2 separate regions of the Homo sapiens genome follow, and region 1 is linked to region 2. The links are chromatin contacts, found by Hi-C or POLR2A ChIA-PET in ENCODE. All regions are on one chromosome and are shown on one strand. The core of a region is the stretch at or near the end of the contact, and the rest is flanking DNA. Distances in the headings are between cores, read along the strand shown. Region 1 has its middle 79 kb from the start of LHX9. Region 2 holds the start of LHX9 (LIM homeobox 9).

The links. Hi-C counts contacts between places; a loop is a spot of excess contacts on that map. ChIA-PET counts read pairs that join two places held with the same protein, here RNA polymerase II (POLR2A).
Region 1: a map of endothelial cell of hepatic sinusoid shows a loop between it and region 2 (5-fold over the local background). The contact joins the enhancer-like site here to the promoter of LHX9 in region 2. A Hi-C loop is called at or near these places in 2 of 168 maps with a recorded cell type or tissue (Calu3 and endothelial cell of hepatic sinusoid). POLR2A ChIA-PET finds 5 or more read pairs at or near these places in 4 of 52 experiments (AG04449, BJ, K562 and 1 more).

Annotation. Positions count from the first base shown.
Region 1 is chr1:197,994,121-197,997,764 of GRCh38, reverse strand. No RefSeq gene overlaps it. Among named protein-coding and RNA genes, the nearest start is that of LHX9, 79 kb to the right of the region's middle. Within about 2 kb of position 2,129, at least 2 of the 41 ENCODE cell types and tissues checked have a DNase peak (open chromatin) inside an H3K27ac peak, as active enhancers do; they include PC-9, where a contact is called at or near this core.
Region 2 is chr1:197,915,360-197,919,313 of GRCh38, reverse strand. LHX9 (LIM homeobox 9) reads right to left here and starts at 1,942. Exons shown (of 5, transcript NM_020204.3): 1 at 1,317-1,942. The coding sequence starts at 1,490. RefSeq lists an enhancer at 645-1,371.

The DNA of each region.
Region 1 (3,644 bases), core at 880-3,379, 78 kb before region 2:
GCAAGGCGTGCTTACCCTTTCCTTCTTGCCCCATCTATGCCAGGGAGCCTGAGCAGGTTCACAAGGTGCCTCAGAGCAGTGAATTGTTTCTCTGGGAAGAGTCTTGGACTTAGCAGTCTCAAATGAATCCCAGGGGCCTACAAGACTGTCAAATGGCAAATGTCACCAACCTTCTCACCCTCAGAATTCCTGCAAGTCCCACCCCCTTTAAAACCTACCTCATCCCTTCAGGATTTTGCTTTTTCTAGATTATGAAAGTGAATTTTAAACAAATAACCATGAATATTAATGAGCTATTTTCTGATATAACATAAAATTATACTAACATCTTTAGACAGTAGACTGGTGGAAAAATAATTTGGTCTTGGAGAGAGAGGGCCAGAGTTTTAATACTCTGTCAACCACTCTCCAACTGAGAGGTTTTTAATGGGCAGACAATTTCATGTGTCTGAATTTCTTCTTATCTATGAAATGAAAGTAATAATGTATGAGCTCACAGCATAACAAGAAAGACTAAATAAATTTGCACTAAATACATTGGTTAACTGTGAAGTACTAAGCAATGCAAGCTATTAACAATGATAACCAAAGAAGAATGAAAGTTAATGGGGGAAATTTTGGGTTCTCTACAAGTATGAGATAAAAAATATTTTTCTAAATAGATAAATTGTACCACTATCTAATCCTTTATATGAATTATATCAGTAATACATGCATATTTTTTAAATCCCCAGTTAAGGCATAGTGTCTGCAGATTCTAAAATTTTCACTGGTGAATACTCCTGCATTCTCTGTATTACTGATTTATAGGGTGGTTGTTGTTTTCTCATCTGATATATGTGGACCGGGGAGCTTAGATGAAGCTTATTCTTCATCAAAATGAAACTTTATAATTTACATTACTAGTCATGAATAGATAATAAATATTGGCTGTAACACTAACATTTGGGAGGCTGTGGTGGGAGGGTTACTTGAGGCCAGGAGTTCAACAGCAGCCTGAGCAACATAGTAAGACCCATCTCTACAGACAACAAAACAGAACAATTACCTGGGTGTGGTTACCTGACCCTATAGCTACTCAGAAGGCTACTCAGGAGGCTGTGGGGAGAGAATCCCTTGAGCCCAGGAGTTCAAGGCTGCAGTGAGTTAGGATTGTCACTGCATTCCAATTTGAATGACAAAGTGAGACCCTGTCTTTAAACAACAACCAAAACGATAATGAAAAATCGGCCAGGCATGGTGGCTCATGCCTGTAATCCCAGCACTTTGGGAGGCCAAGGCTGGCAGGTCACTTGAGGCCAGGAGTTTGAGACCAGCCTGGCCAACATGGCGAAACCCTGTCTCTACTAAAAATACAAAGATTAGCCAGGTATTGTGATGCAGCGTGCAATCCCAGCTACTCTGGAGACTGAGGCAGGAACATCACCTGAACGCAGGGGGCAGAGGTTGCAGTGAGCCAAGATCCCACCACTGCACCCCAGCCTGGGTGACAGAGTAAGACTATGTCTCCAAAAAAAAGATATTAAAAACCCACAGCAAGATTTGAAAAAAATAAGTATCTCAACTCAAAATGGAACAAATACAGTAGTCCCTCTTATCCCCAGCTTCAGATACTTATTGTAAACCACAATCTAAAAATATTAAATAGAAGATTCTAGAAATAAACAATTCATAAGTTTTTAGTTGTGCACTGTTCTGGGTAGTGTGATGAAATATCAAGCCCTCATGCTCCATCCTGTCCAGTAAGTGAATCCTCCATTTGTTCAATATGTCCACACTGTATGCACTACCTACTTAATATGGTTTGGCTGTGCCCTCACCCAAATCTCAACTTGAATTGTATTTCCCAGAATTCCCATGTTTAGTGGGAGGGACCTAGAAGGAGCTAATTGAATAATGGGCGTTGGTCTTTCCCCTGCTATTCTCGTGATAGTGAATAAGTCTCACGATATCTGATGGGTTTATCAGGGGTTTCTGCTTTTCTTCTTCCTCATTTTCTCTCGCTGCCGCATGTAAGAAGTGCCTTTCACCTCCTACCATGATTCTGAGGCCTTCCCAGCCATGTGGAACTGTAAGTCCAACTAAACCTCTTTTGTTCCAGTTTCAGGTATGTCTTTATCAGCAGTGTGAAACAAACTAATACACTGCTTGTTAGTCACTTAATAGTCATGTAGGCTATCAGGTAAAAAAACAAACAAACTCTAAGCATACATACAGTTCAGTACTATCTGTGGTTTCAGGCATCCACGGAGGGTCTTGGAACATATATTCTGAAGACAATGGGGCACTATGGTACTCTCAAAATAGCTGTCTGGAATTGTTGCACAATTTAGCATTTGCTTACCAAAATTTTTTAAGCCTGCCTCCTGGGTCCTATCTCTTGCCCTGAAAGGCATCAGAGACTGCTTTGAAGGCAACCTCTTGGGAAATCACAATCTTGATTTTCCTCTGGTTAATAAGTACTCAGGTTACCTAAGTAAACTGCTCTTGCTCATTGTTGCTACTGGTTTCATCTTCACCTTGGCTCTCCACTCCGAGTATTGCAACAGCCTTCTAACAAGTATCCTCGCTTCCACTCTTCTCACGCAACACTTCGTCTTCAACACTGCAGCCAGGATAACCTTTTTAAAACATAAATCTGATAACATCTCTCCCCTGCTTAGAACTCACTTCAGTGACTTCCTGATGCAACAAGGTGGTAAAGCGAAACTCCTTTTCCCAGGTTACAAATTCAACCGTGATCTGGATACTGCCTGCCTCAGATATCAATTACTTATTACACTGTTTCCCTTGCCCAATCTGCTCCACCGTGCCAGCCTTCATGCTGACCCAGATACAATAATCTCAATCAAATCTATGCCTTACATTTGCTTGCCACTCTCCTGAAATGTCCTCAGCTAACCGGATCTTTAGCAACATTTCTTTTCTCAAATGCCATCTCTTTAGAGGGGACTCCCTGACCACCTACTAAAGTAGCTCCCGGACCCCACTTCCCAATTGCACTCTATCTCACTACCCTGTTTTGTTGTTGTCTTCTTAATACTTCCCACTATGTATTTTTAAAAAATTAATAATTTATTCATATGTTTACATTCTATCTCCTCATACCAGAACATCCACCTGCTTGTCTAGTTCATTGTATCCCCAGCACTAGAACAATGCCTGGCATAGACTAAGTGCTCCACAAATACTTAAGGGATATAAATACCACTCATGTACATAAAACTCCCAAACACTCCTGGGAGTCATAAAGACAAATTTGAATATCTGGTGTACGATAATTAATCTTATATGTCAACTTGGCTGGGCCATGGGATGCCCAGATATCTAATTAAGCATTATTGCTGAGTGTGACTGTGAGGGTGTTTCTGAAAGAGATTAGCTTTTGAACTAGTAGACTGAGTAAAGCAGATGGCACTCCCTAATACGGGTGGGCATCACACGATCCATTGAGGTCTTGTATAGAACAAAAGGGCAGAGGGAGATTAAATACACTTCCTCTGTCTCCTCCCCTAGGCATTCCTGGTTCTCAGTGCCTCAGATGGAAATGGAATCTACACCGTTGGCCTTCCTAAGTCTCCAGCTTGCAAATGGCAGATTAAGTACATTCTCAGCCTTCATAATCATGTGGACCAATATATTCT
Region 2 (3,954 bases), core at 693-3,192:
CCTCTTTCCCTAGCATCAACAGGCGTACTGAGACCTTTGTCTTGAAAATCTGTTTAGTGCCCAAGTTATGCTTCCCTCTGGGTCCCACTGACCCGACTCGGGATGCCCCAGTGGCCCCACCTTGAGGAGCCCAGCCCCGCTGCAAAATTTGGGTTTGGGTTGCTACTATTTGTTTTTAAAAGTGATGACCAGAAAAAGGGAAAAGGAGTTAACCTCCGGACATTTCCCTCACGACTAGCAGAAATGGGTTGATCTTCCCCACGAAACTTCAGCGGGCCTGAAAAAGTAAAGTTTAGCCCTTTACTCCGACCAGGGGCCCCGGCACTGAATGAGTGTTACAAATATAGACACGTTCACCAGTTGGGCTACTTGGCCGGACCCAAAACCCAGCTGATAAGGGCTAGAGCAGTCTCCTGATTAGTTTGGGCTACAAGTCCTACTGTGGTACCAAAGGATCTACACAGCTATGTTTGGCCGAAATAATTTCCGGAGACTTCTGTAGTCCCCCCCCCCCCCCGTTAGTAATCTGGAAAGGGAAGCGCTTAGATAAGTAATTAGTTTTCTTTATTAAGAGGACATGACTTTATTATTATGGATAGTAGAAACAGTGGTGGTTGATTAGCTTGTTTAAGGGTTGGTTATAAAGTTCATGCGTTTCGACTGGGTGCCGCGCTCCTCCGTATGTTTTATTTGATTTCCCCCTACACATGACACCCGCCGGGTCCTGGCGCTAAACGTAGTGCTGTCTCCTTAGAGGGACTGAGTCGGGATGCCAGAAACCCTGAGATTCTCTCGGTTAGGGGTCCCAAGCCCCGAGCGTCTAGAGAACTGGAAATGACCCAGTCGCGTCGGAATCTACTCCACAGGTCCGGTCATCAGGCCCAGAGACTAAGGCCACCTGGGCTCCTGCTTGGCTCGGACGCCTCGGCAGCGCGCCGTCCTCCTATTGCTTATGCCCAGCTTGCCCTCGGAGCTGCGGATCCTCGCCGGGGAGACGCCTGCCCCGGAATCAAGGGAACCTTGAGGTCTGTAGAAGAGAATGCCACCACCCCCCATCCCACCTCCTCCCAGTTCCTCTCCCTGCTCTTTCGGAATCAGCTGCGACGGAGGATAGCCAGCTGCAGACATTTCGATTCAGAAAAACGACCGTTTCTTAGCCCTGTAGGCATAGGTGGACGGGAGAAAACTCACCCGCCACCCTCAAGCGGACGTCTCTACGACCCGCCGCTCCGGTTCTCCACCGGCCAGGGAGTCGGCTTGGTTTAACAGAGGGCGCAGGGGTGCCCGGCTACCGCCGCGGCGGAGCCCTTCCTTACCGCGTCGCGGCCGTTGAGCTGGGCGCCTTTGGCCAGACGGGCCTCAGTCTTGGATCTGCGCTCCATCTCCTCCATGATGCCTTGGATGTGGCCTCCGGAGATCCCGTGAAAGAGCATGGCTGGGGGGCGGAAAGGACACGAGTTGTCTTCTGCTCGGCACCCCACTATTTCCATATACACACGCCCGGGGCTTTCAGCTCATCCGAGTGAAGGAGGCAAGGGACCAGAGAGGGCTGCCCTGTAGGAGCGCAGAGACGCTCGAGGATGGAGGGAAAGAGGGAGAGAAAGGAGGAGAAGAAACAGATGGAGTGGAAATCGGTCTGCTTGGGGGGCCGAGGGGAAGCAAAAAGAACTGGGAAGAGTTGGGGGGAAGCCTCAGCGGCTCCCTGAAGGAGATGTGCAGAAAACAAACAATTCGGGCGGAGGGAAAAAGAGGCGTAGAAGGCGAATCTTACTGCTCTGAGAGATCGAGTTACTAATGGGAAACAACTGCAGCGGGGGGAGGAAAACAAAATCTGGTGAAGAAAGAAAATAGTTTTGAACACAAAGAAAGAAAAAGACGTGCTATTTTCAGCGTTCCCTGGCTGCTTGCAAGTTCCCAGTGCCTGTAGATTGGGTTGGGGACTGCTCCTGCCTGAGCTGTGTCCAATTTGTTAAGAGACTAAAGCCAGCCCATTTTTGATAATTTAGTAGGAGGAGTTCTCTCCCCGGAGCTGCCACGGATTTTTATTCAGACAACAAAGACCTGTCATACTCCTCTCAACCCCCTGGTGATGGGCAAGCAGGACAAACATTACAAAGGGGTGGGGGGATAGAGAGCGGGGAGGCAGGAGGAGGGGGCATTTACCTCCCCACAAAACACACACACGCGCGCGCGCGCGCACACACACACACACACACACACACATCCTTCCAAGAGTTCCCAGCAGTCATGTTTTAAAGGGGAAAAGGAGCTCTTGTTGTCCCCGCCCTGTTGCAGAAGGCCTAGAACCCGCCTATTTGATCCGAGTTCAAGATCAGACCTTGGCTCAGGACACAGAGAATATCAACTTCAAACTTTGGATTTCCTCCTTGTGGACTTTTTCATCCCCAGCCTGCAGGACTGTCACCCGAAATGCATAAATATTGAGCAGAAATGTAAGCAATTTACTGAGGTGGAGATAATGCTGGTTCCTCTCCTCCCCATCCCATCTTCCTCAATCCACTTTTAAAAGCAGCTGTCTGACAATTCATCTCTTTGCCTCACCTTCTTGAGGGCCGGAGACCCTACTAGATGCTGGCTTCATCCGAAGTGGAGAGGGCGTTTGGAGCGTCTGCATTTCTCAGGGTTACTTTTGGCAAAACAATTTTCTTTGAGAAAATTAGAGTGTAGGGGACAGGGCATGGACCTGTACACACGGGTACGCAATTGCGCCTTGGCCATAGGGCGGCTTATTCTCTTCCCCGGTTCAGGTTTGAAGGAAGGTTGCCGGAGATTCTAATGTCTCATTTGAAGCTTGCCAATATAGGAAGCGACTTGCGGACTCCCGGGAGCTTGGCGCCTGCCCCCGCAGGACTGGGCGCTAGCCCCATCGCGTGCTTCTCCCACTACCCTGGCAGGACAGAGGACTTGTAAAACTGGGCGCACCCGCACACTCAGAAGGGTGTGAAAGGGACTCTTTGCCGTGGAGGAGGGGAAGGTGAGAACTGACAAGCAGAATGGCAGACCTGCTCCTCACAAGAGGTGGGATTGTTCTGTCGCCCTCAGTTCTCGGCAGCGGCGGCCCCTCCCCGGCCCCATTAAAAAGTGTCCACAATACTCTGATATTGTCGATTCATTCAAACGGCCAGAGGCCCCCTAGGAGTCCGAAGCACAGCGCTGCGGCAGGAACCAACGCGGCTTTACCCAGAGAGGAGGACGCGCCGGCCGCTCTCTGTTCCTTCCGTCCCCTTCGTCAGCCTGCGTTCCCCACTACTTCCCGCCGCCTTTCCCAGGACTGCGGTGCCTGTGTCCTGGCACATCCTAGATACCTCACAAGAGCCGCCCGGCCGCAGACCCGCTTCCCTCCGCCCGGGGGAGCCCGACCGGGAACTGTGGCCAAAGCTAGAAAGATGACGGGAGAAAAGCCAGGGAGAGAGGGAGAGAGGGAAGAAGGAAAGAAAAAAAGAAGTGAGAGGATGAGAAGAAGGGGAAGGAAGGAAGGCAGAAATAAAGCGAGAGAGGAAACGACCCCTGGTGCAGCAGCCTGACTTCCTGTCCCAAAGCGTTGTCTTCTGAGGCTCCTGGAGTGACCTCTTCCATGAAACTGAAGACACTACTGCTTCCCCTCCTTTTTTCTCAGGGTCAAAAATAATGTTATTTGCAGACTGGACGCAGTTTAAGTCCTCCGGGTGCCAAAATGCAGCTCATAAAACGCAATTTCACACAAAAATGAAGCCAATCAAGTGAACTAAGCTGGAGACATCCCCCTCCTCCTTACTTTGGCAGCTATACCTGACAGCAGGGCTGCTATTTACTGTAAGTAATGTAATTAGCCCCTTTGGATGGGAATCAATGAGCTTTTCAAACCCACGTGCACACAAGAAGGGCCCTGAGGAGGGGCTGGGGGCAGCAGTCCTTTCAGAGACAGCAGGTCCTCTCACAAAAGGGCAGATTGCC